Linked DNA regions of Homo sapiens: region 1 is linked to region 2. The links are chromatin loops, found by intact Hi-C in ENCODE. Cell type or tissue: heart left ventricle. All regions are shown on one strand. Region 1 overlaps BCO1 (beta-carotene oxygenase 1). Region 2 has its middle 34 kb from the start of BCO1.

What was found. Peaks named below come from ENCODE experiments on the same cell type or tissue, not always from the same donor. Only the 100,000 strongest peaks of a DNase experiment are listed, where the experiment ranks them.
Region 1: a loop joins it to region 2, with 2.7 times the contacts of the local background. A loop is called at or near these places in 2 of 110 quality-filtered maps.

The regions. Positions count from the first base shown.
Region 1 is chr16:81,264,902-81,267,401 of GRCh38, reverse strand. All of the region lies in intron 5 of BCO1 (beta-carotene oxygenase 1), which reads right to left. Among named protein-coding and RNA genes, the nearest start is that of BCO1, 27 kb to the right of the region's middle. In heart left ventricle, no CTCF peak of the experiment used is centred here; a DNase peak (open chromatin) is centred at 1,161; H3K27ac peaks cover 244 bases.
Region 2 is chr16:81,203,765-81,206,264 of GRCh38, reverse strand. It overlaps the pseudogene PKD1L2. Among named protein-coding and RNA genes, the nearest start is that of BCO1, 34 kb to the left of the region's middle. In heart left ventricle, a CTCF peak has its summit at 986 (motif pointing left); no DNase peak of the experiment used is centred here.

The DNA.
Region 1 (2,500 bases), 61 kb before region 2:
ACCTCAGGTGATCTGCCCGCCTCGGCCTCCCAAAGTGCTGGGATTACAGGTGTGAGCCACTGCGCCCGGCCATAATTAGGGGTTTTATATAAATGCAGATAGTCAAGCGGGGCTGTAGAATGGCCATTTTATAGATGGGAAACTGAGGCTTAGTGGAATGGGCTATCATTATGGTCAGAGTCATAGGGTTAAGCCAAGAAAACACAGCCCCCTTCGCCTTCCTCCTCTTTTATCAGGGATTACGACTCTCATACAGTGAAGGTAGAGAACAGAATGAAATAAAGCAGTCATCCATGTGCCTCGCCCTGCACCCAAACATGGAAGGTGCTCAATACGTGTTCAGTTTTCTTATTCCTCTGCAAGCATGAGTCACTCGCTGGTCAAAAGGCCTCCCCACCCAGGCCTACGGCTGGCTTATAATGAGTTATCTGCAAACTTCCCCACCTCTCTTGTGGCCACCTGTGCACCCTGTAAACAGCTGGCTGGTGGGAGGGATGCTGTGGGGTTGTGGGATAGTTATCGTCTTTATAAAACAAATGGAACACAATGCAAACTGAAACGAAAAGCACTGTGGCCTGGGAGGAGCAGGATGGGGCATGAGTCGCAGTGCCACCGCCAGCATGGAGCAGGTGCTCAGAGGATCTCTGCTTGCAGGATGTCAGTGGCTCCTGGGAGCTGTGTGACTGGGGTGTGTCATCTGATCCCCTGAGCCTCACAGTCCTCCTCTGTAATACAAGGTGGCAAACTCAAATGCCTAGACAATCCCCAGGTATGGCATTCTAGGATTCTGAGCTTGACCCCTATATCCCTTTACTGGCTTAATTAATGAGAGTTCTATTTAGCAAGTACACTCCGTGTACCTTCTGACCTCGAAGGCTCATATCTCCAGGCAGTGCCTGGTAGTTTGCTCAGGGGGCTCTACAAGACAGTGGGGGATGGGGGAGCAGCAAGGATCACAGGCAGAAACTAGTTTTTTTTAAACTAGAAGGTCAGAGGAAGCACCGTTGTAGTTCTGCACTGTCTCCTGAGTCCTGTCAGCTGTCCTCACAGGCCTAGGTCTCCTGGGTGTGGTTCCCAGGAGGGTCCTGGACAAACATGGGCTAAGAGCCTCCGCCTCCTCCCCCTCAGGATCATGCAATCACAGTCAGCCTGGGCTTTGCTCCAAGATCCCAGCCCCACATGGAGAAGGTCCAGAAGGCCTGGAGAACAGGGCAGGGATCTGGAGTGGATCCCAGCAGGACTGAGCTCCCTAAACAGCCCTGGAAACTTGGCTGCAGGGGCTAGGAATGAAAGTAGGTGGCATAACCTTGTCATAGAAAGTTTTGTCAGGAGACTGAAAAACTGAATGGATGGAAGGATGAATCGATAGGTGGGTGGGTGGGTGCATGCATGAATCGGTGGATAGTAGACAGATGGATGGTGGGTGGATGGATAGATGGTGGATGGAAGGATGGTGAGTGAATAGATGGGTGGTAGATGCACATGGTAGATGGATGTTGGGTGGGTGGATGGATGGATGGTAGATGGATAGATGGATGAATGGTGGGTGTATAGATGGTGGGTAGATGGATGAATGATGGATGGATGGGCAGGTGGGTGGCTCAATGGATGGATGGTGGATAAGTGGATGAGTGGATGGATGGCAGAACATGTAGATGGATGAATGGATTCATGGTGGGTGGGTGGATGGGTAGGTAGATGGATGGTGGATGGATGGTGGGTGGACGGATGGATGGGTAGATGGTGTGTGGGTGGATGGATGAATGGATGGATGGTGGATGGGTGGGTGGATGGATGGATGAATGATGGATGGATGGGTGGGTGGGAAGCTCAATGGATGGATGGATGGTGGGTAAGTGAATGGGTTGATGGATGGGAGAATGGGTAGATGGATAAATGGATTCATGATGGGTGGGCGGGTGGGTGGGTAGATAGATGGTGGATGGGTGGTGGGTGGATGGATGAATGGATGGATGGTGGATGGGTGGATGGATGGGAGAATGGGTAGATGGTTGAATGGATTCATGGTGGGTGGATGGGTGGATGGGTGGGTAGATGGATAGTGGGTAGATGGATGGATGGAGGGATGGTGTGTGGGTGGATGGGTAGGTGGGTGAATGGATGAATGGATGGATGGTGAGTGGCTGGCTAGATAAGGGGTGGATAGGTGGATGGGTGGACGGATGGTGGATGGGTGATGGATAGGTGGATGAATGGTGGGTAGGTGGGTGGATGGATAGTGAGTAGCTGAATGAATGGTGGATAGATGGACGGTGAGTAGATGCATGAATGGATGGATGGTAGATGAAGGAATGGTTGGATGGTAAATAGATGATGGATGGATGGATGGTAGATGGGTAGATAAATTAATAAAATAATAAACTGGAGCCTAAATAAAAGGAAATTAGAATAGTAAAGGGATTTCTTTCTTCCAAGAGGAATCCCAGCATCTCCTCTTCTCTTCTAAAGGAAAGTACTGACTTCATGGTCCACCTCAATA
Region 2 (2,500 bases):
TGCGATTAAAATCTAAGACACAGCACTGTTTGACATTTGCAGTCTCTCTGGGCATTAGCTCTAAACAACAATCACTGACATTTTTTTCTCTTTCAAAGGAAATAGATGGTGGCACCTCCTCCACCATTGCCCCACCCAAATAGTCCATCTTCCTTTACATTAAAGATTTGTTGGACCTTGAAACTACCCACCCACCTTTTTTTTGGGGGGGGGGGGGGCGGGTGGAGGATTGGCAGAGTCTTGCTCTGTCACCCAGGCTGGAGTGCAGTGGCATGATCTCGGCTCACCGCAACCTCCATATCCCAGGTTCAAGCGATTCTCCTGCCTCTGTCTCCCGAGTAGCTGGGACTACAGGCATGCTCCACCACGCCCAGCTAATTTTTGTATTTTTAGTAGATAGAGGTGGGGTTTTGCCATGTTGTCCAGGCTGGTCTTGAACTCCTGACCTCAGATGATCTGCCCATCTCGGCTTTTCAAAGTGCTGGGATTACAGGCGTGAGCGATTGTGCCTGGTCACCACCCACCTTTTAAAAATCATTTTTATAAACACTGGGAAATGCCTTTCTGATGCCTTCTTATCAATACTAGCAGCCACAGAACTCAGGTTATGATAGGGAAAATAGCATGAATTTTGATTTTTGAATGTACGGAAGCCACATTTTTTTGTGTAAATATCACTGTGCTTTTCTCTTATGTGTTGGTGCAGCCTCCTTTTTCTTAACTCATCATTAGTCTAAGAGGTGAGATGTTTAAATCAAACCCTTCGTATCCATTGTTGATAAATAATAAGAGCTCCTGGGAAGAATTGCATTGCTTAGGAGTCAGAAGACTTCTCTGTTAGAAGCTCCTTTTTACCTTGCCTTATATTCATTTGCATGGAGGGCCTTTTTTTTTTCTGTGTTTGTCATGGAAAATTTTCCACATTTCTGAAACTGTATTACGGGCCTTACAGAACAATTTGCTTTTGGTGAAATCTGTGTGAATCCAGCGTTGGTTAGCTGAGCGCCACCTTCTGGCAAATCTAGGGATTGACATTGTTCTTCCGTTAATCGGCTGCTTCTGCGCACAGCTGATATTGGGCGTGCAGAGATTTGTCTGAAACTAATAATCCACAAAACAGCAGGAGCCTTAGAGTGACCTAGAGCTAAAGTCCTCTCTCGGGGAACCAGAATTATAAGGCAAGAGCAATGGATCTAGAGAAAAGAGAGTAGCATGGACCTGAAAGCATGTGGCGTATTCAAATAACTGCAAGGACCTCGCCATGCCTGGAGTTCAGGACTCTGTGGAAGAATGAAAGATGCTGAAAAACTCAGCAGGAGCCTGGTCCTGAAGAGCTGTTGATGCTAGCCAGTCTAACGTAGGTGGGGTCTGTCAACTAAAGAAAAATCAAGCTTTTTAAATAATTAAAGTTAGTTTTGTTCAGGACGACAGACTGAGAACTACAGCCTGGGAGGTCTTTCAAAGAGGTTCTGCCAGACTGCTCCAAAACAGTGTTTCAGCTCACAGCTTCTATATGGGTTGTGGAGGTTCAGTCCACGTAAAATCACATCAAAGTTTGGGTGCAAGAGTGCATCTGCCTCTAGATGACTAAAGTATATCTTGTTGGCCGGCTTCGGTGGCTCATGCCTGTAATCCCAGCACTTTGGGAGGCCAAGGTGGGCAGATCGCTTGGGGTCAGGAGCTCAAGACCAGCCCGGTCAACATGGTGAAACTCCATCTCTACTAAAAAAAAAAAAAAAAAAAAAAAAATTAGCTGGACGTGGTGGTGCATGCCTGTATTCCCAGCTACACAGGAGGCTGATGGAGGAGAATCGCTTGAACCTGGCAGGCGAAGGTTTCAGTGAGCGGAGATCCTGCTACTGCTCTCCAGCCTGAGCAACAGAGAAAGACTCTGTCTCAAAAAAAAAAAAAAAAAATCTTGTTGTAGATTGCAGAAGCATAATCACCAGCCATCTCAGATGTTATCTTTTTTTTTTTTTCTTTAAGACGGAGTCTTGCTCTGTCACCCAGGCTGGAGTGCAGTGGCGCGATCTCGGCCCACTGCAAGCTCCTCCTCCCGGGTTCACGCCATTCTCCTGCCTCAGCCTCCCAAGTAGTTGGGACTACAGGCGCCCGCCACCACGCCTGGCTAAATTTTTTTTTTTTGTATTTTTGTAGAGACGGGGTTTCACCGTGTTAGCCAGGATGGTCTCAATCTCCTGACCTCGTGATCCGCCCACCTCGGCCTCCCAAAGTGCTGGGATTACAGGCGTGAGCCACTGCACCCAGCGAGACATTATCTTATATGTAAGAAAAGGACCAGTCATTTATCTTTTTAGGGATATAGTGACTCAGGCTAGAGACGTGGAAGCCGAGCACTCTATTCTGTTTTGTCTTCAAAGTGTTCTGGAGGGCTGCCTGTCACTGCAGTCAGGGGCTTCCTGTGATTATGCTGGCTAACAGAAATGAGCACACCTATCTCCTTGAGTTTGCTACTTTGTCTCACAGGAACCAGGAAACA